Linked DNA regions of Mus musculus: region 2 is linked to region 1. A link is a loop called in an ENCODE intact Hi-C map of the cell type or tissue named here. Cell type or tissue: left cerebral cortex. All regions are shown on one strand. Links, peaks and the distances in the headings refer to the core of each region. The heading gives the core; the rest is flanking DNA. Region 1 overlaps Fam117b (family with sequence similarity 117, member B). Region 2 holds the start of Fam117b (family with sequence similarity 117, member B).

Evidence for each region. Hi-C counts contacts between places; a loop is a spot of excess contacts. Peaks named below come from ENCODE experiments on the same cell type or tissue, not always from the same donor. Only the 100,000 strongest peaks of a DNase experiment are listed, where the experiment ranks them.
Region 2: it touches region 1 in a loop (2.1-fold over the local background); 1 of 42 quality-filtered maps calls a loop at or near these places.

The regions. Positions count from the first base shown.
Region 1 is chr1:59,978,407-59,990,148 of GRCm38, reverse strand. Fam117b (family with sequence similarity 117, member B) reads right to left here. Exons shown (of 8, transcript NM_001037725.3): 8 at 4,801-8,740. The coding sequence ends at 8,422. Ica1l (islet cell autoantigen 1-like) reads left to right here. Exons shown (of 11, transcript NM_027407.4): 11 at 1-1,081. Among named protein-coding and RNA genes, the nearest start is that of Ica1l, 59 kb to the left of the region's middle. In left cerebral cortex, for the core only: no CTCF peak of the experiment used is centred there; a DNase peak (open chromatin) is centred at 2,306; H3K27ac peaks cover 543 bases.
Region 2 is chr1:59,904,004-59,915,745 of GRCm38, reverse strand. Fam117b (family with sequence similarity 117, member B) reads right to left here and starts at 2,740. Exons shown (of 8, transcript NM_001037725.3): 1 at 1,994-2,740. The coding sequence starts at 2,582. In left cerebral cortex, for the core only: a CTCF peak has its summit at 6,189 (motif pointing right); no DNase peak of the experiment used is centred there.

The sequences.
Region 1 (11,742 bases), core at 302-5,301:
GTTTCCCACGTGTTCGGTCATCCAGGCCATTGTGGCTGATGTCCCACAAGGGACATTTTAATTAAGTTGTTTACTGTGGTTTTTATGGGCTTCTAGTTATTAGCAGGTTGATTCAGATTGAAATTACATGTAATGTCCAAGTCATGGAATATATAGTGAGCTATTTTTAAGGAGTAAACCAGAGTGGGTGAATGCTATCCACTCCACACGCCCAGCAACCTGGCCTAACCCTGTGAACTGCCCCTGCGGTCTCTAGAAAGCCAGTTTCAGGTCACTGGTGCATGGGCTGCAGATTCACTTGAGGGTCAAAAACAAATTCAGACTTGTTCCTGAATATCTTAGCCTTAATGAACTATTATCTCTTCAGAAGCACTTTCTGTCTGTTGAGTTAAAATTTCCAGTACACGGTACTTTCATTGTGTTGCCAAGATTTATCACCAGGATTACTATTACGAGTCACAGTCTAAGGCTAGTGCCAGTGCAACCACTGCCATCAACCTCAAGAAATGATAGCTTAGGTCGTCTGTGCTACTCTTCTTTGTGAGGGTGTTCTTCCAGTGAGTTAGTTCACAGTTGTGAGAATACAGTCAGAGCACTTACCAGAAAGACAGATGCTGGGAAGGCACACATTATCCTAGGAACAACTTTCTCAAAGTGGGTATCTTTTATACTGAGCGGGGAAACACCTATATCCTACTTTATTTTATCCCAGATAGCACTTCACACAAAGTTAGACAAGCTCCAGCAAGCCACCTGTCTTCTTCTCAAGAGATGCAAGAATGGAAGGCTATGCTATCATGTGTAATTTGTATTTTCTGAGATTTTAATTATACAATATAGCTCTAATATCATTAGAAACAAATTGTATTTCAAAAAATTAGATTTCATTATTTACACATCGAAAGGAATTTCCACTTTGAATATTCACTTCACATTACCTATTGTTCTGGATATTTATCTCATCCTTCCTATCTCATAGGTCTAGAAATATACAGAGCTTACAGCATTAAGATGGTAACTTAAGTGTGCTCTTGCTCTCTCTTGAGCATCTATAATAAAGACTACAGATAGCATAAAGCAATGTGTTCTCTAAAGTGTTCAATCTAAATACAACTCTTTTCCTATTTTTGAGATTTACCTCTGGACCACAGTCAAGGAATCTAAGACAAGGTGATGAAAACACCCCAAAGCCTAGCTGGGCTCACTGGGTGAAGTACCTGTGTAAACCTAAGACCTGCCTGTCACCCCAGGAACTGGATGTAGAGATGGGCAAATATTCGGGGCTGGCTAGCCAGTCCAAACAGCTCTAGGCTCAGTGAGAGACACCATCTCAAAAATTGACTGGTGGCTGGCTACTCTTGCAGAACAATCTAAGTTCTATTTACATGTGGCCCCCAGGTCCACATTAGGCAACTCACAACTGCCTCCAATTCTAGCTACAGGGAGATCTGCCACTGAGCTCTGTCTTTGGTATTTAGTCAACACCATATTCTCCACTTAGTGAACTACTGCCCAGAGTAAATACAAAATCAAAAATCAAAAGGTCTGCCTACGAGTAACAGGATTTTAAGTGTTTATTTTTACATTTTGTACATTTAAAACTTCCCACTAGCTAGGTACACCAGTGTGGTCCTTTCCTACTCTCTTCCATGACCTAGAAAAGTTGAAATGCATAGGTAAGAGGTAGGGGTTCACATCCCATTTTGCCTACTTCACATGTGCTTGGGTGCCAGCTCTCAGTCCCTACATGCTTGTCCAGACCTGTGGTACTCTTTTCCATTCAACCTCCCCTCAGGGGACAATGCCTGCACTGGTTCTAGTGAACTTTGCCCTATGGCTTTCCTGTCTCTTCTTGAGAATCACTTTATTGAGTTTCAAAGTAATACCCTCTAAAAAAGGCCAGGTGTGGTAGTACAGACCTTTTATCCCAGCACTTAGGAGGCAGAGGCAAGAAGATCTCTGTGAGTTTAAGGCCAGCCTGCGGTACACAGTATGACCATTTCCCAGACAAGTCAAACGAAAAGAAAAGCCAAAAAACCAAAACAGCTGGAGAGATGACTCAGGTTGAAAGCTACAGTTAACTCCTGTAGATCCCAGGTTCAGTTCTCAGCAACTGCAAGGCTCACAATTGCTCTTGTAAGCAACTCTTACTCATCTAAAACAAAAAATACTCTTTAAAAAAAGGGAGAAAAGAAATTATTCATGCCTTTACCCTGTTAGGCACACCAATACACACCCACACACACACAAAATCCATTCTACTGTCTTCTTATAACACAGCAAGCAGAGATTTTAACCACGCTGAGACTGGGGATGCAGCCAAGAGTCTAGCATGCTCAAGGCGTTAACAAGCACCACTGTTAAGTATCTCAATAAGTAAAGGAAAAGAAATGTGACTGAATTTCAGATTCTCTAAAAGGCAATGTTTCTCATTTCTGTGGACATAGCAAGATTAAAAATAGTCACCAACTTATGTCATAAACTAGTTGGTATCTGTGGTGCCCTTTCTTTGGGCCTCTGAACCAGGCTACCAGGAGCTGTGTCCACAAGGAGAACAAGGCTCAGTGACAGACAATCAGATGATGTATCAACCCTGTTGGTGCAGGGTAGGAATGCAAGGCTGCATGGTCCAGAACCCATTCCGGAGACAAGACACAGAAAAACACACTGACATTTCCCAGATAGGACTTGAATTGGTTACTTATTCCAATTTTGTTATCTGTAAGACAGTTTCTTGTTTCTTGGGAGACCATAAGGAATGTGATGTAACAGATACTGCCTGGCAACTGATCTGGAGTTGGTAAACACGTTCTCAGCTACAAGCTTTGACTACTTTATACCTGAGAAGCCAAAATGAACTTCAGACCATTTCTAAGATGGATTCCTCCCTTTTTAGCTTTCTTACGATTAAACACACTTACCTGACAAAAAATAAAATAAAATAAAATAAAACAAAACAAAACAAAACAAACAAAACCAAAGCAAGGTGTTGACCTGCAGTTCCCTTGTACCACTTAGGTGACAGCAGCTCTAGTTGTACATGTTTGGTTCCAAGTCAATGACCACTAAGCAGCAATGATAGAACTTACCACACAAAATGTGCCAATGCAGGGTTGTTTCCCTGCAGACCACCTGCACCCTTTCTAGCAAGGCTACTTCAGACAGGCTGAGACAAACACTAGTTTTTTTATGTCTCAGCATTCATGACAAATCTTTTACAATATGTTTCAAATCAAACCAACTGTGATCTGAATGAGAATGGCCTGCATTAGGTTCATATACTTAAATGCTTAGTCACCATACAGTAGAACTGTTTGGGAAGGATTAGGAGGTGTGTCACTGGGAGCAGGCTTTAAGGTTTCACAAGGTCATGTGAAGTCCAATGTTCCTCTGTCTGCTGCCTGTAGATCTCTTAGCTACTGCTCCAGCACCATGCCTGTTTGCTTTCTGTTGTGATGATCAGGGACTAAACCCCATTTAAATGCTTTTAGCATCATTAACCCCCCCCCCCACAAATATACATTTAATTTGTATCTAATGCAGTAGTTCTTGCTTAATTTTTATCATAACCCTCAGTAAGAAACAATTTTACACTATACCCTGCTGTGTATCTCTAACAGTTTTGAGATGGTGGACAGCCCCCCCCCCCCCACCGGCCCCGCTAGCATGCACAAAGCCAGAGCTCCATCTGGAGGAAACAAACAAAAAACCACACACAACTAGTCTCCTTGGGAGAAAACTTGTTTTCTATTCTGCCAGGTAGACTTATTTAATTCAAGACTAGACCATGGTTTAAAACCACTGAACCAAAGAGTTACAAAGGCTATTCATTGGTCTAGTAACTTGGGTGTGATAGTATACATTTGTAATCTCAAACACTCAAGAAGCTGAAGCAGGAGGATCTTGAGTTTGAGGCTAGCTTGGGCAATTTAGTAAAGGGCTGTCTCAGAAGAGAAGCAGGTGTGTTAGGTAAGTGTGGCAGGCAAACGGTAGTGTGTGTGGTGTGTGCAAAGACCTGGGTTTGTTTTGTACTTAGCTTGTTTTCCTCCTGCGTCTGCCTCTACAGTGCTGGGACTAAAGGTATGCCTCAATATGGCTGGCAGAATGGGACATTTAGTAAGAGGTCGGTAACAGGTTTATGAGGTGTTAGTATAGAAGCCACACCATTTGGGGGTGGGAACTGAATCCAGTGCTCTTAAAAACTGCGTTCTCTCTCCAGCTTATTTATCTTTTGAAACAATCCTACAACATAACCCAGGCTGACCCTAAATTTGTAATCCTCTTATTCTTTCACGTGCTGGGAATGTGGTATGCCACCATGCCCGGCTCAAAAATAGACTTTAATAATGTTAACAAATGAGAGGATCAAGCTCCTCTCACTTATTAAGCAGGGCTCCTCTTCCTAGGTGGTTACATGATCTTCACAGGGCTGATCTGGCCAGCTCTAGTTCATATAGACTCAACACCCGAGACCAAACAATCTTGCAATAATTTTAAAAACAAAAAAAACCTTCTCCATGTAATACAGAACACTCATTTCCCCAGCTTAATAATCTCTAACAAACAAGGGATTCATGGATTACTTATGAGTGAATCCCTGTCAGTGTGCGTTTGTGTGTCCATGTCTGCTGTGTACTTATAAGGATAGGCTACACTCAGTTCTAAGGCAGTCAGGGGTGGCCAAGAACAGCCTTGTAAGAGAATAAACTATACATAAGCTACACAGGGCTAGAAATGCCTAAAAATAAGTGAACTGTGAGTTTGCAGTGACATTCATAAAAACACACAGAGAAAGAAAGACTCAAGAACAACAGACTTTATTTGAACATAGGAAGTTCTATTCCCTGTGACAAAGCAGTAAGTGCTCAGGTTCAGGGACACAGTCCACAACAATACTTATCATCACTGGAAATGCTGTTTTTGGGGGAGAATTTTGTTGTAACTTTAAAAAATTGCATTAAAAAATTTACATCAACAGAGACAAAGATGCACTGTTTAAAAAACATAAATTATATATCTCCAACAGGACTGTATAAACAAAGTACTGTTCAGAGCCACTCTGCAGGGTCACTAATGAAGGCAGAGCAACCAGAAACCTTAAAGTGCAGGGCTATGCATCTTGGCTTTATTTAGCAAATCCAGCATTTCCATTGGTCCAGTTTGACACCCCCCACACCAGCATTAAGGAGTGAATCTCAACTTTACAAATTTAGTAATGGCAAGTTTACTTTAGTTTCCTAAAAGAAAACCTCAGGATCTCAGTTCAATCCCAGACAGAGAAAGCTCTCCATGGGGCCACTGTGTTTAGACCTTCTCCTAGGAAAAGCTAACTGTTTCTTTAATCAAAACATTAAAAAATAAAAATAAAAAGCAGCCTTTCTCTGTTGCCAGATACACTCCAATTAGCAACAGTATCTATAGAGAGGCAGATTTGGTTATGGTCCTAGGTCTAAGTAAGAAACACTGTAAACAAAATGAAGGATCTGGTATAGGAAAAAAAATTGACATTCATACCATATTTAACCAAAGAAAGCAAAACTACTAGTTTTTTAAACACAACTGCCCATAAACCAGTGATAAGTAACAGACTTACCGTGTCAGAAGCAATAATCACTGCAGGGAGGAAACTGCTTGAGGGTCAAGTATAACTAAGATGGGCCAGGAACCAGGGAACAGCACCCTTAGCCAAAAAATACATGCCACCCACTTTTACTGCAATGGAACAAAATTTTTTTAATTAAAGTTTTAAATTAGGAGCTGGGGAAATAAGCCAGCGACACAGCACTTGCTCAGCATGCATGAGGCCCTGGGTTTGATCCCCAGCACTGGAAAAAAACTGTATTTGCATTGAAACTACTCTACCGCTGTACAGTTTCTACAGAATAACCTAATTATGGAGTGTGGCTTGTCAATGTAATCATGCCCACTCTACTAAGAGTAGACCCACTTTTAAAACCAAGCCCCTGGGAATTAAGAGTTAAATAAAACAGCTAGGTGGATCTACGGTTAATATATGTTAAGACTGCAATAAAGCTCATATGCTTAAAAATTAGCCCTTTGGCCCAGGCAGTTTTCTTTTTGGACATAGACCTTTTTTGTTTTTCTTTAGATCTCAGGAATGTTTGGTCACCTTATAATTCATTTATTTGCAAATTCACAATCTTCTTCCAACCAAACCTCAAACTAAAGTTCTACTTCTAGGAGCAGATGCTGACCTGAAACCTGTCCCTCTCTGTTACTTCAAGGATAGATGTAAAGGCAGAGGTGTCAATCTGCCAAACAAGTATAACAGAAAAGGGAAAAATCTATTACAGAGTAAACTCTATTTGTAAATCGAGAGATGAGATGGTATAAGATAAAGGAAAAAGAACATCAATTAACAGCATTCAAGTGGGGAAAACCCACAGAATTAAAAAGAAGACAAGCATGGTGTGGTGGCACATGCCCTTAATCCCAGCACTTGGGAGGGGCATCTGAGTGCCAGGCCAGCCTGGTCTACATAATAAAAGCCATCTCAAAAACAAACAAAACAAGAACCCTTGCTTTTAAATGTCTCCTTCTCCCTTCAGATCAACTCAACAGACTGCCAGCTGCCTTTCTTCTGTACTTCTGATATTGGTAAAATGGTAAAGTCAAAAGGCCTGACAAGGCGAAAAATCAAGGTACAAAAAAACCCTAAACTGAGAAACAAAACCCAACCACCAACCAAAAAGCCTACACTCCAAAACCCGAGGCTTTTACTGACTAAGGAGCTATGCTTTACTAGTTCCCAGGAAGTTAAGATTTGGGTAAAAAAAAGTACCAAAATGTATCAGTTTTTCCAACCAAAAACTGATGGATTTTACTTAGATGTCTGAATTTATCCAATTAACCTAAATATCCTTCCTTAAAATTAAGCAGAGCCCATTTTAAACTGTCTAGGCATTCTAAGGTGACAAACAGCTTGCCAAGATGTACTGCTACCTCTTGGTTTCTCATGATGGAATGACTGGACCAGTGGATGGAATTCGCCTTCAAAATTGTGGCCCTCTCATGCAGGGTTTGCCATCTACCTGTTGTACACAGCAGCATAAGTTAGAATATATTAAAACAATGTTTACCAACACTGATGGAATTCATTTCTAAAGAGCAGCTCCTTAATTTTATTATCACACACCTAGAAATTAAATACTGTCATGTGATACTGGCAATGGTTATCAGATGAGCTCGAATCCAAAACTGTATAGACGTTCCAAAGGTACCTGTTTTCTAAGCTCTAATCCTCTTCTCTTTCCCCCAGTGTGTGGAATGTTGGAGAAGAAACTAGCAAAATCTGTAAGTAGCAAATCACAGCGCCAACACATGAAGAAAAAGTCAGTTCTCAAGATTCTGCAGCTCCCGATTGCTACTCAAAGGATCACACTCCTGGCAAACTACTAACCCTGACCAAATCCACAAGACAACACCACCACGGAAGCAGAGGGGGGATCCATGCACAGCCTTTTCAGGGTCTCTTGGGGCTATATGATACAGTGATGATCAAAGTCAGACTGACAGCGGCGAGGAAGGGCAATCACGGGACACACAGCTCACAGAAGACCAGAGAGCTCCATACTCCTAGCTAACAATCCACACTTGAGAGTTTCTTTTGGCTCACTGACTGTTAAAGCAACCTGTCTTCACACTGACTGACCACACGATGAAGTGTGAACAGGAATAGTGCAGAAAACAGCAGTTTACAAATACTTCACTCAAATCACAAACTGTTGACATCAAAAAAACATAAATCACATAATGTACAAATATTGCTTTTTATCTTTTTATATATACTTGGTTCAATGCATTACCTATCAATTCTTACTTGGGAGAAGAACAGTCATGAGATTGACATTGCTGGGGAAATGTCAACAATCCCTTTGGTCCCAAAGCTGAAAACAGCCGAGAAAAGCAATATCTAGAAAAAGGAAACAAGAAACAGAGGCCACCAAAGGATCATTGGAACATCTTGTTTGTTACTTTCAGAAAATGTGACATTGGTATTATAAAATAGTCGTTTTCATATAAAAGATGATTTTCTTGCAGCATCGATCACATCTCCCTTCAGAAATCATGTTTGCAGGGATCCGGTTTTGTATTTTGTTTTTAAACAAGTCTAATTTGAAACAAATGAAAATGTGATTTTTGTTCCTCCAAAAGTAAAGAAGAGACCTTTCAGGTTTCAGCTAGTGCTTCAAGGCCAAGCAGGTGAAGCACGTCTGTGGCCTTCATGCGCAGGGCAGAACACTCAGAGGACCACTAGTTCTTCCAGGAGCCTTGCTGTCACACCTCACTGGAAAGCCAAAGCACTTCACAGCCAACCGGGAGGACAGGATACCACATGATACCACAGTCACGTGATCTGCAGGGTTCTTAGCTCCCAGCACCCATTGCTTGAGCTGAGCCCTATCCTTCAGCTTCCTCAATGGGTTCTGGTGGTGCATGGAGGGAGGCGGATGGCAGGACTGTACTGGTTCCTCGAGATACCCGCTCTTGCTCTGTGTTTGTAGACAGGGAGGCCATAGAGATGGGCTGGAGCAAAGTGGTGGTCATGCCAGTGGTGACGGTCAGGCTGTGACCAGAGCCCTTGAGAGTAAGATCTGGTGTAGGGAGAAGTGGTTTGAGGATACTCACGAGGCAGAAAGCAGAGCCACTTTTAGGAATGAAATTCACCTTGTTTTTGTCAGGACAGTAAAAGGCTGGAATCTCATGAAGTTGTTTTGGCCTGCATACAAAACAGACAACCCACTCTTGTTAAGTCACTCAATACTGGAAATAAACTTATCATTAGAGAAAATAAGTCAATAAAAGATATATAAGGACAACTGAATCTGTCAGAAATGCCAACCTCAAAGGACCTAAATATTACCAGATATCTGACTCAGTGTTGTCAGGCACTCCCTTCGAGGGCCCTGTCACTAAGCAGAGGTCAGGCTGACACCACTTCATTTAATAGGATCTAAGATAGCCAATAGGAATATGGATATCCTAAAGCAAAAGAAAATCCACATGCATAGAGACAAATATGTTTCCAACATGATTTTTTATGAAGGGAGAAGACAAAACAATGGACTATATAAATCGTCTGGTTCTGTTTTTGCTAAATTCCACCCTACAGGACTATGCCCTGATAAGCAAAGGCTTTCTTTTCATGTATTCTTTACTTGTTTGTTTTGGGTTTTGTTTTCTTTTTTTGCTATGTTTTGTTTTGTTCAAGAAAGGTTCTTACTATTCAGCCGTGGCTGTCCTGAGCTTGCTATGTACACCAGGCTGACTTTGAACTCACGGAGATCCACTGCCTCTGCCTCTACAGCACCCAGCTTAAACTAAAACATGCACTTCCACATCCAGTTTTATCTAGTATAAGTAAAAATTTCTACATCAATTATAGAGATTTTCAGAGAAATGAAAGGTAAATGTGAAAGCAAAATAATGGAAAGCTTGTTGGGTTGCTTTAGTTTTTCTGTGATGGAGGGAATGGAACCTGAGCAGACTTTGGCCAGCTCCAGTGTATTGAGCATGGTTTGGCAGGCCTTGCCTTTCTAGCCCATTTTCCACCGTTGAGAGTATATTCCTAAAGCTAGCCACCCAGGTCTTTCCCTTATTTGGCCACTTCCTCCTCCTGAAGCTGACTATCAAGGTGCAGCAAGCAAAAGCCTCCTTTGGCTCACTTAATTAATATGCTCAATTAAAAAGAAATTTCTCATCCTACTTTGGGGTTTCCCTTGAACTTGTGTAAACTGCTGTCCCCTCTCTCTCCAGAGACAGTCCTTTTCCTCTAGGACAACCACCCCTTCTCCCTCTTGTTCCCTTCCTCTCTCCCTCGTCCTCTATCTTCTGTCTCTTATTCTCTACTCTCTGTCTTCTCTGGGGCAAACTAAAATTGCTGAGAACTTGGTCTTGGGGTCCTGAGCTGATTCTGTTCCTTATAGAACCCACCCAGGAATTTTAACCACCAAGTTGTAATTTAGTCTTCAAAGTTTTTTCCAAAGCAAACTTCTTCCCTGTTGCCAAAACCTTCCAAAACTATCCCAAAACATTTTTGTTCTTAGTGGTATTCCATGAAAATTTAAAAATTACAAATAACATAGTAATGTCACAAAATTAAAATAAAATCAAGGTGAGAAGACAACTTCGATGAAAAAAAAAAAAAACCCTGTTATCAGATGATAAAAATATTGTTTTCCTCTGCAAGATGGATATAGGTGATTGTTGCCAAGCTTGGAAGTTGAGTTCAACTCCTAGAATCCAAATGACAGAGGAGAGCCAACTTCCCTAGCTGTCCTCTGGTCTCCACACACACTGTGGCACACTCACCCATGCACCTGCATGTTTGCACACTGTGTATATAGAATCAATCATTGGTCATTCACATCTCTCCCAAAGACAACTGAGTTCAGTAAAGATGTCAGTGTGCCAAGCTGCAGGAGATTCTAAGAACAAAGTTCAATCTCTCTACGAGCAGACACGACACTAAAGAGTTCTTGGGAGGGGAGGCTCTACAGACAAACCCATTTCAATATAATCAGTTTCCTTTATAATCTGATATGATTTATGGGTTTAAAATGTTACTTAGACAAGGGAACCCATATCTTGACTGAAAGACTGTACCTAGCACAGGTGACCTGCAGGAGAGTCTGACAAACATGGTAAATTAAGGTTTGTAAAGGTTTAGATGCAACATGGGGGAGAGCTAACCTGTGATAGAGCCAAGAATCTGAAAAAAGGAAGGTCTCCTCAAACCTGTGAGCCAGCTTTAAAGAAGTAAATAACAGACTTGGTGACGGGGCTCCAACAATGTGTGTGTTCCTAACGATGCTGGGTTCAGACTCCACTGGCACTGAACACCCCAAAGACTGCAGTACAGGCAAAGAACAGAGGAAAACAGCGTTTATTTAAATCAATGGGAAGAACAGGTCAAGTACTGGCAGTATCTCTCACAAATGTTTCTGGGTGTTTTATGAAAAGAATCATACTCAATTTTTTCTAGACTCTCACTTATAAGAAAGTCAATGTTAACCTCTCTATAATAAAATAATGTTTAAATCTGAAGACAGGTTTATTAGAGATGTTAAGTTTTTATACCTCCATCTAAATAAAGACTTTTTTTTAACCTTGAACTTCTGATCTTTCTGCTCCCACTGAGTACTGGGATTACAGACGTGGCTTACCATGCCTGTCTTGCGGGGTACTGAGACTTACACCCAGGGCTTCCTTCACACTTGGCAAGCATCCTACTAAGCTATATCCCTATCACAAAGGACTAGGTTTGTCATTAATTTATTTGCCTGATGTCACCTTATTTAAAATTATTTGACAAGGCTAGGGATATTTGTGCTGTGTCTGGTTTAAAAGAAATAAATGGCTTAAGATATATGGCTCCCAGAATGAAGCTTGCATTTCCACACTACAAAAAGTAAAAAAAAAAAGAAGAAGAAGAAGAAGGGGACTTGAAAGGGGAGGGGCAGTGCTGAGGAGCATTTTTTAAATGACAGAAATGTAAAAGCCATCATGGAAATGGTAATCAAAAATACACTGAGATTCTATTTGACTCTAGTCAGAATGCTCATTCTCAAGAAAACAAACAATGCTGACCAAGAGACTAGACCCTGCATGACTACAGAGGAATGGTGAGGAAGTAAATTAATGTAGCCATAATCGATTAGTGTGGAGGTTACTACTACATGGCCTTGTGTACTGCTTCTGGGTACATACATTACTGTCTAG
Region 2 (11,742 bases), core at 4,055-9,054, 78 kb after region 1:
AGGGACTCTGTAATAATGAAGCCCTGGTGAAGGCTGGACTCTGTTCACCCCATGAGACATCTAGAAGAAGCTAGCAGCCTGAAGATGAGCCCAGGCATCTGAGTCACATGAGGGTTCCAGAACTGCATCAAGAAGCACCTTTGTTTCCAAGTAAGAACTTTCACATTTCATCAAGCCTGCAAACTGGTCATCTCCCTTTAATCAAAAAGGGGCGCAGTAATTACAATGTCTCTTTCTAGATTTGGCCATATAAAACATGGAATGATTTAATCATAGCAGTCTATGCTACTGAAAACACTTCCCCCACTTTGTATGGACCTAACTAACGTGAAACAAGAATATATTCCAAAAAGAAGACATCAGACATCGGCCAGTGGTGGCCCTTTAATCCCAGCACTTGGGAGGCAGAGGCAGGCGGATTTCTGAGTTCGAGGCCAGCCTGGTCTACAGAGTGAGTTCCAGGACAGCCAGCAGGGCTATACAGAGAAACCCCAGTCTTGAAAAAAGAAAAAAAAGCCATCAGACATTTACACTTGAGTAAGACTGAGAGACCTACCAACAAGCAGTATCCCTCACACCTAGTTTAAGAGTAACTACTCCGTTTTTTTCTGGTTTTGGAGGGTGGGGAGTGGGGGAGGGGGTGCCTTTGGAAAATATGAATGAGCACACAAGGAGCCCAATGTCCCCGGAAATAAAGCCTCCTTCACATTTGACTGTTTACCCTAATCAAGTTCTCCTCAGGGTGTGTTGCAAATCAACTCTTTAAAATTCTGTTATCAGATTGAGGGGCCCAGTCTCCTTCCTTGTCTACTGCCCACTTAAGCAGCTCATCTACCAGACACCAGATGCACTATCCTAGCTCCAGAAACTCAATGGCAAACTGCAGAAATCTTGTCCAGCATGCATGTAATTTTGGTGTGCAATGTATCTCTCAGACGTTCTCTTATACATTAGAAGTTGCTCCCTTGATCTAATTTGAAGACTTGTTCTCTGTGGCATACAAGCAGAGTCAAAGCTCACCTGTCACCACTTGTTCTTAACCCATCTAAAGGAAAATATGAAAGCTAAAATGAGGTCGTGTATGAAAACCACTTGCCCATTATTGAAGGGAGGGAATCCTCTTAACATCTTTTAAAAGCATTTTGTAGCCTGGCAAAGTAGCATGCTTTTGACTCCAGCACTCAGAAGGCAGAGGCAGTTGGTGAGGCTAACCTATCTACATGGTGAGTTACAGACCAGATGAGGCTACAGGGAGCCTGTTTCAAAACGCAAACAAAAAATAAAAAATAAACATAAAAAACCAAAGCAAAACAAAATGGGCAGGCCTTTAATCCCAGCACTAGGAAGGCAGAGGCAGGCAGATCAAGGCCAGCCTGGTCTACACTGCAAGTTCCAGGTCAGCCAGCGGTAGTGAGAGTGTTGGGGGGGGGGGGGTGCGGGAAGCAAAGAATAAGTCTAAGAGAAATAAAACCAGTATCTCAGAAACACACTCAGACCCTCAGGCTAGCTATCTACCATTTACGTATATGTGTAAACACATACATAGACCTATGCACACACCCCAAAGCAATCTTGCTTAACTTCTCCCTTCTTGCTACTCATTAAGTCTTACGAAATGCAAAAACTGCTCCCAGCTTCACAACTCTTCAATGATCCAAATCCGCCTTTGCTGATGCATTCAGTCCTCCAGATCCGAAACTGTTTTGTGGAACAGAAACACTAAGCAGCACACAAGTGCTATTTGCAAGCATTAACCGCGTCACCAAAAGTGACAGGACCAGCCCCAGCAGTAGCGACGCAAGGCCAAACCCCAGGGTTTATGATTTCCACAAATTGAGCCCAGGCCCAAGGTTAGCGGCCGCACCTCCACGGCGGAGACCCGCACGGGCAAGACGCAGGGGTGGCGGACCGCACGCCCCGCCCCGCCCCGCCCCGCCCCACCGGAGCGCTGCAGTCCCCACTCGGCGGCACAGGACCCCTGTCCTCCACGTACCTGCTTTGCACACCGGGGCGCTGGGGCTCCTCTTCTCCGCCGAGGGTCGGCCCTGCTCTGGGGACCTCCTCCGGTGGCGGACGCGGGCGGAGGGTGGGGCCGCAATCACCTCGCTCGGCCACAGGTGGGTGGGCGACGAACTGGGCGACGACACGGTGCCCAGCAGGGGCGGTGGCGGCTGCGGGCGCGGAGGACTGCTTCGGGCCCCAGGCGCCGTGCCGCGCGTGGGGCTGGTACCGCGCGTGGACGTCACGGACGCTCCCGTCTGCGTGGCCACCGTGGGGCTGGTACGCGCCGCCGCGCTGCCGCCGCCGCCGCGCGTGGGGCTGGTGCTGCGTGAGGCGGTGCGCGGGCCGCCACTGCCGCCGCCGCCCGAGGGGCCTGAGGCGCCTCCGTTGCCTCCGTTGTTGCCGCCGCCGCCGCCGCCCCGCGTGGGGCTGCCATGTTGCTGCTGCTGCTTCAGCTGGAACGGCACCGTCGCCCTCATGGGCTGCAGGCGGCTCCCAGGGCCCCCGGGCGGGCCGACCGCGCCACCCGCGAGGGCGCCGGCGGGCGTGGGAGACCCATTGCGCCTCACCCGCTGGGACATGGTCCCCCCGCCCCAGAGACGGCGGCCGGGGGTGCTGGGCGGCGGGGACCGGCTGCTCGGGGCCCGAGGGAAGGCCTGAGCCAGCGGGTGACGTAGCCTGACTTCAGGACCAGGGGGCGCGCGGGCAGCGACGGGCACCGACGAGGTGATGCAGCCGCCGCCGCGGCTCCTCATCAACAATAGTGTCTCCTCCGTTGTCCCCGCCCCCTGCCGCCGCTCATTGGTGTAGCGTCAGCGCGCTCGAGCCACTCGGCCTCGCTGATTGGCTGCGCGCATCTCGGCTCCCGAGGCTGCTTCTGCTCTTTAAAGAGAAAGAGGCCCGCCCCCGAGGGGTCGGGCGGCGGAGGAAACCGGCCGTGGCAGGAGGAGGGGTGCGGAGGGAACGCTTGTGGCTTGTGTAGAGGGATGCGGGGGTGGGGGGTGAGGGGGGGTTGCGTGCGTGTGCGGACGTGTGTGCGTGCGTGTGTGTGTGTGTACACGTGCGTGTACGTGTAGGCGCGCGCCCGGCCACGCGCGTCCCTGTTTCCCGCTGGAGGGAGCCCCTGGGACTCCGGGAATTTGGCCAAAGGGACGGACTGTACGGGACCACGGTGTCCCCGGGGATGGTCTGAACCGACTCTTTCCCTCTGAAACTCATTTCCTTACAGCAGTGGTGTCTGTAAGTTAACACGTACGCACATCTCTTTGGAGACTCCCCTCACCCCCGCCCCCCAATCTTTTTGTTCTGCCCTAATTCCATCTACCTATGAGCAGGGCTCTAAAATAAAAGAACTTTAATTCTAGGGTATTTTATATCTTTCTTCTCTTTTCTTTTTGGCGCTACAAAGATTCAAATATCAGAACGATTATATTTGCAGGTTAGAATGCAACTTTAGATGGTATCTGTGAAGTTCAGTTATCGAGTAGTGTTGCTACTAGCCCCCACCCTTATAGATCTCAAGTAATAAAGAATTTATTTAATCAGTTACTTTACAGTTCCCTTATACCTTAGAAAGATGCAAGTTTATAAAGTGCTGTGGCCTCCACTTGCTCCTCTCTATTTGAGACAGAACTGGGTGCACCACCCATATTTATTTATTTATTTATTTATTTATTTATTTATTTATTACATTTATGTATCTGGTTTGTGAATAAGCATGTGCATGCATGTAGAGGTCAAAGGACAGCCTGTTCTTTTCTAACATGTCTGTGCAGGGAATCAGACTCATGCATCAGACTGAGCCGTTTCATTGGCCCACCATTCATAGTTTAGTCTGGTGGAGAAAATAAGTCTCCATGGCTTTCATAAGAACTCTCTGAAAGGCAAGAAATTCTAAAGTAATCATAATACGCGGGTTCCTCTTCAATTAAAAAGTCGACATGCAGACTGCACGTGGCATCCTTAATCCCTTTATGGCTTTAATAGCTATACATTCTAAAAAGATCCCTTAACCAAGGCGTGGTGGTTCTGGTAACAGGTTCTAGGCCTCAAGCCCTATTGGGTTCCTGTAGAAAGCTGTTAGATAGGTTCCTAGGGTCCTGGAGACAGTCAGATCCCCCACATAGCCTGTGATCTCAGGTATGTCCATAAACAAGTTTCTTATTTGTAAGGTGCAGCTAAGCAATACCATCTGCTACAGACAGTTCTAAATATTAACCAAGGATTTGATGAGAAGAGGCTGTGCAGGAAGTTCTCAGAACTCCTTTTCTAGCAGTCTCTCTCCATTCATTCATTCATTCATTCATTCATCATTGTACATATATGTGTGCATCCCAACAGACAAAACCTCAGAAAAGACCTCAGAAAAGTAAAGACATTCTGTTACTAAGTCTTTCTGTCTTACTCAAGTGTAAATGGCCAATGGCTTCCTTTTGAAATATATTCTGGTATCCTAGGCTCTCTGATAATTTGTTTTGTTTGTTACTGACCTAAAGGCCTCCTTTTTTTAAGCTAAAAAACTGTTTTCATCAGATAAGCTGTATTAGATCAAAAGTTAAAATGGTTTGCATAGTTAAAACATGGTCTGCTGAAGCTAGTTGCTTAGTTCCTTTTTTTTTTAAACAGGTAGAGTCCCATATAGTTCAGACTAGCCTGAAACTCACTATGTAGCTGAGGACAGTCTTAGATCCCTGATCCCTCTTTTCTCCACCACTTGAAAATTAAGCTTTATAGGGCTGGAGAGATGGCTGAGCGGTTAAGATCACTGACTGCTCTTCCAGAGGTCCTGAGTTCAATTCCCAGCAACCACATGGTGGCTCACAACCATCTCTAAGGGATCTGATGCCTTCTGGTGTGTCTGAAGACAGCTACAGTGTACTCAACATAAAATAAAAAGAAAGAAAGAAAGAAAGAAAGAAAGAAAGAAAGAAAGAAAGAAAGAAAGAAAAGAAAATTAAGATTTATGCCACCATGGCCAGTTGGAACTCAAAACTGACTGATGTCTCCTTTGTTCACGTTTTCCTGTAGCTGTGTTTCTCACAGGATCACAGATCCAATGGGTATGAAAAAACAAAACAAAACAAAACAGCCCTTTTATCTCATTTAACCTGCCTGCTTAATTCATAGACCTAGAGCTGAACTTTCAATGAGAACCAGTATTAGTCATTGAAGCCGCCTTTATACTAAAGGCTATTGTAGTTACTTGTAAATTAAAAACTATGTAATCATCAGAATATCTTAGCAATCAAAACATAAATAGTTAGAATTGTAGCATTGGGTGCCTTGGAGTAGTTCTGGGGGGTTTTTTTGTTTTGTTTGGTTTGGTTTTGTTTGGTTTGTTTTGGTTTAGTTTTTTTTTTTTTGGTTGTTGTTGTTGTTGTTTTTTTTGTTTTTTTTTGTTTTTTGTTTTTTTTTGGTTTTTCAAGACAGGGTTTCTCTGTGTAGCCCTGGCTGTCCTGGAACTCACTTTGTAGACCAGGCTGGCCTCGAACTCAGAAATCTGCCTGCCTCAAGTGCTGGGATTAAAGGCGTGTACCACCACCGCAGGGCTTGGTTCTGTTTTTAAGTGAATGGAAATGAATAAAAGCATCCTTAGCTGTCATCCTGGTCCATTGAAGAATCAAGGCAAACAATACATCAAGGTAAGGTAGGAGTCTTTGTGCTCTGGCTCCTCTCTGAAGAGTGGCCTTGTTTGTCAAGAATCAGGCGAATCAGGCAAATAAGCACCCTTCTGCTTGAACCCCACGCCCCTCAGGAAATGATTCTTTCCAAGGTTGAAATGTGACTTATGAAATTTTAGGCAAGAAGCAACACATTTGAATTTATCTGTATTTGAACTCGAGGTTCTTCCAGGTGTGAGGCAATCCCAGCACAGCAAAATAGTAACACACGAACCTCAGAAGATAAAATTATTGACAGACTTATTTGCTTCTGGGTCTGCTCAACTCTTTACAAGAAAGAAGTTATAAATTTAAAATTTTTTAATATATATATCTGAGTAATTTGCCTGTGCTTCAGGGCATCCAGTGTTCATGGATACCGGAAAGCAGTGGGTGTTGGGTGTGCTGGAAATAGAGTTACAGATGTTTCCTAGCTGCTATGTGGGTGCTGGGAATTGAACCCAGTTCTGTTAACCTCTGAACCATGTTTCCTATTCCCAAGAAAATGTTTGGTTTTTTTTAAAGAATTATTTATTATACATAAGTACACTGTTGCTGTCTTCAGATATACCAGAAGAGGGCATCAGATCTCACTATGGGTGGTTGTGAGTCACCATGTGGTTGCTGAGATTTGAACTCAGGACCTCCGGGAGAGCAGTCAGTGCTCTTACTCGCTGAGCCATCTTGCCAGCCCAAAAATGGGTTTTTATGACTCTTATTTTTTCTTTATTTTTTTTCAAGCTCCTTTAATTATAATAAAATCATCTCCATCCTTCTACAAGTATTTCTAAAATGTGATTGAACAGAATATATATATATATATATATATATATATATATATATATATATATATATAGTCACTAAATTGCTCATTATGACCACAAACTCTTTCAACTTTAAAATCGAAGAAATAAATAAAAGGGGGGAATAAAATAGACAAAATTAAAATTTTAAGTGCATTATAGTTACAATAATGCAAAACTGTGCACATAAAATACTAGAGAGTAAAATAAATACATGACACGTCTGAACGGTAGTGGCACACACGGTCAGTCCCAGCGCTCAGGAAGCAGAGGCAGGTGGATCTCTGGGAGTTGGAGGCCAGCCTGATCTACAGAGTGAGTTCTAGGACAGCCAGGAATATACATAGAAACACAATCTCAAAATAAATAATAATAATAACAATAATAATACCATTTTGAGATAGAATTTGTAGAGGTGTTATTTTCTCCAAGAAATATGGGATGCTGATTTCCTATTTAGGAAGAGGATTCATAAAGCTTAAGTTGCTAATTGGTGTTTTCTTTTTTTTTTTTGTTTTTTTGTTTTTGTTTTGTTTTGTTTTGTTTTTTTCGAGACAGGGTTTCTCTGTATAGCCCTGGCTGTCCTGGAACTCACTTTGTAGACCAGGCTGGCCTCAAACTCAGAAATCCACCTGCCTCTGCCTCCCAAATGCTGGGATTAAAGTCGTGCGCCGCCACCACCGCCCGGCTTAATTGGTGTTTTCTACTTAAAACCCAACTGCTAGTTTGCCTCAGATCCTCAAGGTCTTTCAGGCACTTCCTTGTCCCTTTGATGGCTTGTGCACTCTGATATTGAAATAGGGAAAGCACGAGCCTGGAGAGATGGCTCAGTGGTTAAGAGCACTAACTGCTCTTCTAGAGATCCTGAGTTCAATTCCCAGCAACCACATGGTGGCTCACAACCATCTGTAATGAGATCTGATGCCCTCTTCTGGTTTTTTTTTTTTTTTTTTTTTTTTTGATGACAGCTATAGTATATTCACATACATAAAATAAATAAATCTTTATAAAGAAAGAAACAGGGGAAAGTACCTCAGGAGCCAATCTTGCCTTTCAGTCCTTTTAGACAACAATAGCTGTGCCTAGAAGTCCACACGGTTTCCTATTTAGCTGCCTGTACAGCATCCCTTATATATCTTGTCTATATCTCCAAACTGATCCCCACATGATTCATCATCCCCTGGACACTCATCTGCCACTAAATGGCTCCTCTTCCATCTTACTCAGTTATCACACTCACTGGTCTGAATCAAAACTCTTAGAGGTTCTCTAGCCTACAGGAAAGCCAGTAAAACACTCGACCTTGTCATCTGATGTCCTGAAACTCGTGTGAAAAGAACATTCTCTAAACTCCACCCCTTTTAGTCATGCCTCTGTTCCCTTCCACCCTTCCTGGATAGTCTCTGCCATGCCCTACTCTTCCAAGTGCCCACTTCTCCAAGCTTACTCCTCCCCACCAGAGTTAATCCCCTCCACCTACACACATTGTTCATCTGCTTCCTTTTGTTTTGAGACAGAGCCTCTCTATTTTGTAGCTCTGACTGTTTAAGAACTCATTGTATAAACCAGTCTGACCTTGAACTCACAGACATGCATCTGTCTCTGTCCCCCAAGTGCTGTGATTAAAGGCCACCACACCAGCTTGTTACCGTGGCTTTTAAAACCTGAATTTGAGCTGCTTGCTGTGTACAAACCTGCAATCCCAAAGCTAGGGAGACAAAGGCAGAGGATCATTAATTTGATCTACAGAGCATAACAACACACACATACATGCACACACACATACATGCGCGCGCGCGTGCACACACACACACACACAGACTTGGGGCTGAAGATGGATGGCTCAGAGATAGCATGTTTGCCCAACATATTCAGACTCCAGGTTCCATACCCAACACCACAAAATAAACAGAACGCTCACACCAGAGCACCTTCCTCTACTGCACAGCTTTCTGTTTCCCTTCAGATACAGCCTACCAATTACTGAGGCTTACCACATCTCTCCGGCCCTCCTCTACCTAACTCTTCCTCAGTAGGTTCCAGCCACCCAGACATTCTTTCATTTCCCTAAGTTCTGGGCACTCTCGTCCCAAGTTTTCACACTTACTATTTCCTGTGCTTGAAACCACTCCTTCCTCTCATCATCTGCTCCAGTCTTAATTACTTTATTTTTTTTATTCAAGGAGGCAGGAGGTTGCCTTCTTCTCCCCTTAAATCCACTTCCCTGTATTCACATGTTCCTGCTGTGGCCATAACAACACGGTTATTTAGTAATCAGAGTTCCCTCTCAATGTTCAGTTCATTAACCCTCTCGACACTCATTGTGAGCCTTCTGTGTGTGGAGCATGTAATGGCTCTATAGTGCTGGGCAACTCCACACGCTCCATGGACCTAGCAATGAGCAAATAAACAAAACACACATGTGTACGCACATGCAACCGTATGTGTAAGTTATTGCCCATGGCAAAATTCTATGAAGAAAATTACAGCGTCATAAGAGAACAATGGAGACCTAGCTAAACTAGGCAAGAACTCTTTTCTCAAGATAGGACTTTTAAGATGAGACCTAAAAGATAGAGCTATCATAAAAGAATATTCCAGACAAAATAGCTATTTGGACTCAAGAAAAGAAAACCTCTATGTGTTTAAAGAAGCCAAATAAAGCCAGTGTCCAGAAGGCAAGGGTGGTTCAGAGGTAAGACTTGGAAGGTAGAGGCATGTGAGAGAGAAACATGGATGCCCTGGTAAGAGGTTCAGGTTTCATTCCTTTGATCTGTCTGTTTTGTCTTTTGAGACAGGGTTTTGCTATGTAGACTACGTTGGGCTCAAACTCACTATGTAACCCAGGCTAGCTTCAAACTTTTAGGCTTTTTAAAACTGTGTACATATACATGGTATGTAGACATGTGTGTTTGCATACATATGGGCATGTGCATGTAGAAGTGCAGGCCCATTGTGCACATGTGTGTAGAGGCACGAGGTTGGTGCTGGGAGTCTCTTCTGTGCCTCTCCATGAACCTGGAGCTCATTGATAAGGCTAGGATCCTTCTTCTCTGCTTTCTTAGTTCTAGCATTACAGGCAGGTCAACATACTCACCCAATACTTAAATGGGTTCTGGGAACATCTAGCCCTCACATTTGCATGGAAAGTGCTTTAACCTTTGCACTCTCTGCCAAGCCTGGTACCTTCAAACTACTGACTCAGCCACCAGAGTCCTGGGATTACAGGTGAATGCCAGAACACCCCACTTAAATCAGATTGTATTCTAAGTACTGTAGTTCATTTTGAATAAAGCTAGGCCCCATCTATCGCCTGTCTGAGCAGAATGTCTAATTGGAAAGCAACAACAGATACCAAAAATAGAAACAAAAAGCAACCTGATATTTGCTGAAGTGTGTGAACACAAAGGGGTATTTCTTTGCACAAGACTCAATGCATATCTCCAAGTCCTACTTGTCACAACCTAGACTCTAATTTGTTTGTTTTTTTACAGGCAGGTTTTCTCTGTGTAACAGCCCTAGAGGTCTTGTAACTCGCTCTGTAGACCATGCTGGCCTAAGATTTGCCTGCCTCTGTGCCCCACCATGCCCTGCCAATCTTTCTTCTTAAACATTAACCCCTGTGTCACATGTGGACCTGGATTCTCTTTCTTTGGTCTACTCCTCTCTGGATCCATTTTGTTCTCTGAATAACTCCATGCCTTTGTTAAAAGCGCCCCCTCTGACCTCACCAGGCTGCATCTCTGCTACCAAATCCTGATCACAACAGAAGCCAGAGGCTGAATCTTCCCAGCTAAGTGTGGCACAGAGAGAATTAACGAGACTTCTGTTTTGTGTTTATCACCAGTGACTTTTCTGTTGCTTTCATACTGGGAATCCACTTGGCTTGTAGAAGAGCAAGAGGAGCAAACAGACAGTGGGATAAAACTCAGACTCAGTGCCGGCTGTTGGTAGGACACACCTGTAATTCCAGTACTTGGGAGGCAGAGGCAGGAGCATCTCTGAGTTCAAGACCAGTCTGGTCTACACAGTGACTGAGTTCCAGGACAGCCAGAGTTACACAGAGAATTTCTGTCTCCCAAACAAACAAACAAACAAACAACCTCCCATTCAGAGATGTCAGGCCAAGGATATGAATCTAGGCACACTATTTGAAGCACTGTGAGCAACATACTAGAGATTGCAACTGTCTTGCCTCAGCACACTGCTCAACACATACTCAGTGCCAAAAATGTACACTGTAAGCTCTGGTCTGCTTATTTCAGATCCACCCCTCATGCCCAGCACATGGTATGTGGCTGGGACTCAGTTTCCCGAAAATGGAATGAACGGCTTAGCAAACATCACTCACTGCAGCACCTACAACTTTTAGAATCTAAAACCAAATTGCTTTTTTTTTTTTAAACCACAAGCTGGAACCTCAATTCAGCAAACCACTTTTAAAAACTTGATAAGACAAGCGCATGACCACCTTGTGGCATAAATAAAGGAACCAGGGGTGGGGGCGTAACTCTGCGATAGGCAGAATATCTCTTGGGGAGGAGAGGACCTCGCTCACCTCAAACTAGAATTTGACTTTTTGACTCTCACTGCATCCTTCATTCTAGAGAAACTTTCCTTTTTTCTTTCTTTTTTATTAATCATTTATTCCTTTACATTTCAAATGATATCTCCTTCCCGGTCACCTCTCCACAAACCCTCCATCTCCTCCCCTCCCCCCTCTCCTTTTCCTCTATGAGGGTGCTCCTCCACCCACTCACCCACTCCCACCTCACAGCCCTAGTTTCCCCCTACACTGGGGCATCAAGCCTCCACAGGACCAAGGAGTTCCCTTCCCACTGATGCCACATTAGGCCATCCTCTGCTACATATGTATCTGGAGCCATGGAGCCCTCCCTGTGCACTCTTTGGTTGGTGGTTTAGTTCTAGAGAGATGTTTCATTCTCAACAGAGCCTCTCCTGCTCGAGACATTTTGTACCTATTCTGGAAGGAAGATGGAAGGCACAGCAAAGGAACTAGGTTCAGAACAAGTGAGGGTAAGCACTTAAAACTGCTTCCTATTTTTATTTCTCTAAAAGACCCAGCCCAAACATGCTAAAAGGCCTTTCCAGATCTTGCAAGACAGCACTTTGTTGCCTTTACAGTGCTGTGTTCTGGAGGTGGACAGGATAAGGAACAAGAGGGTGTCTTCAAATAAAAAGAAGACCTAACTCTGTTAAAAGGTTGATTTGGGCCTGGGAATATAGAATGTGTTAGAGGTTCCTGGGGGAGTGTGAAT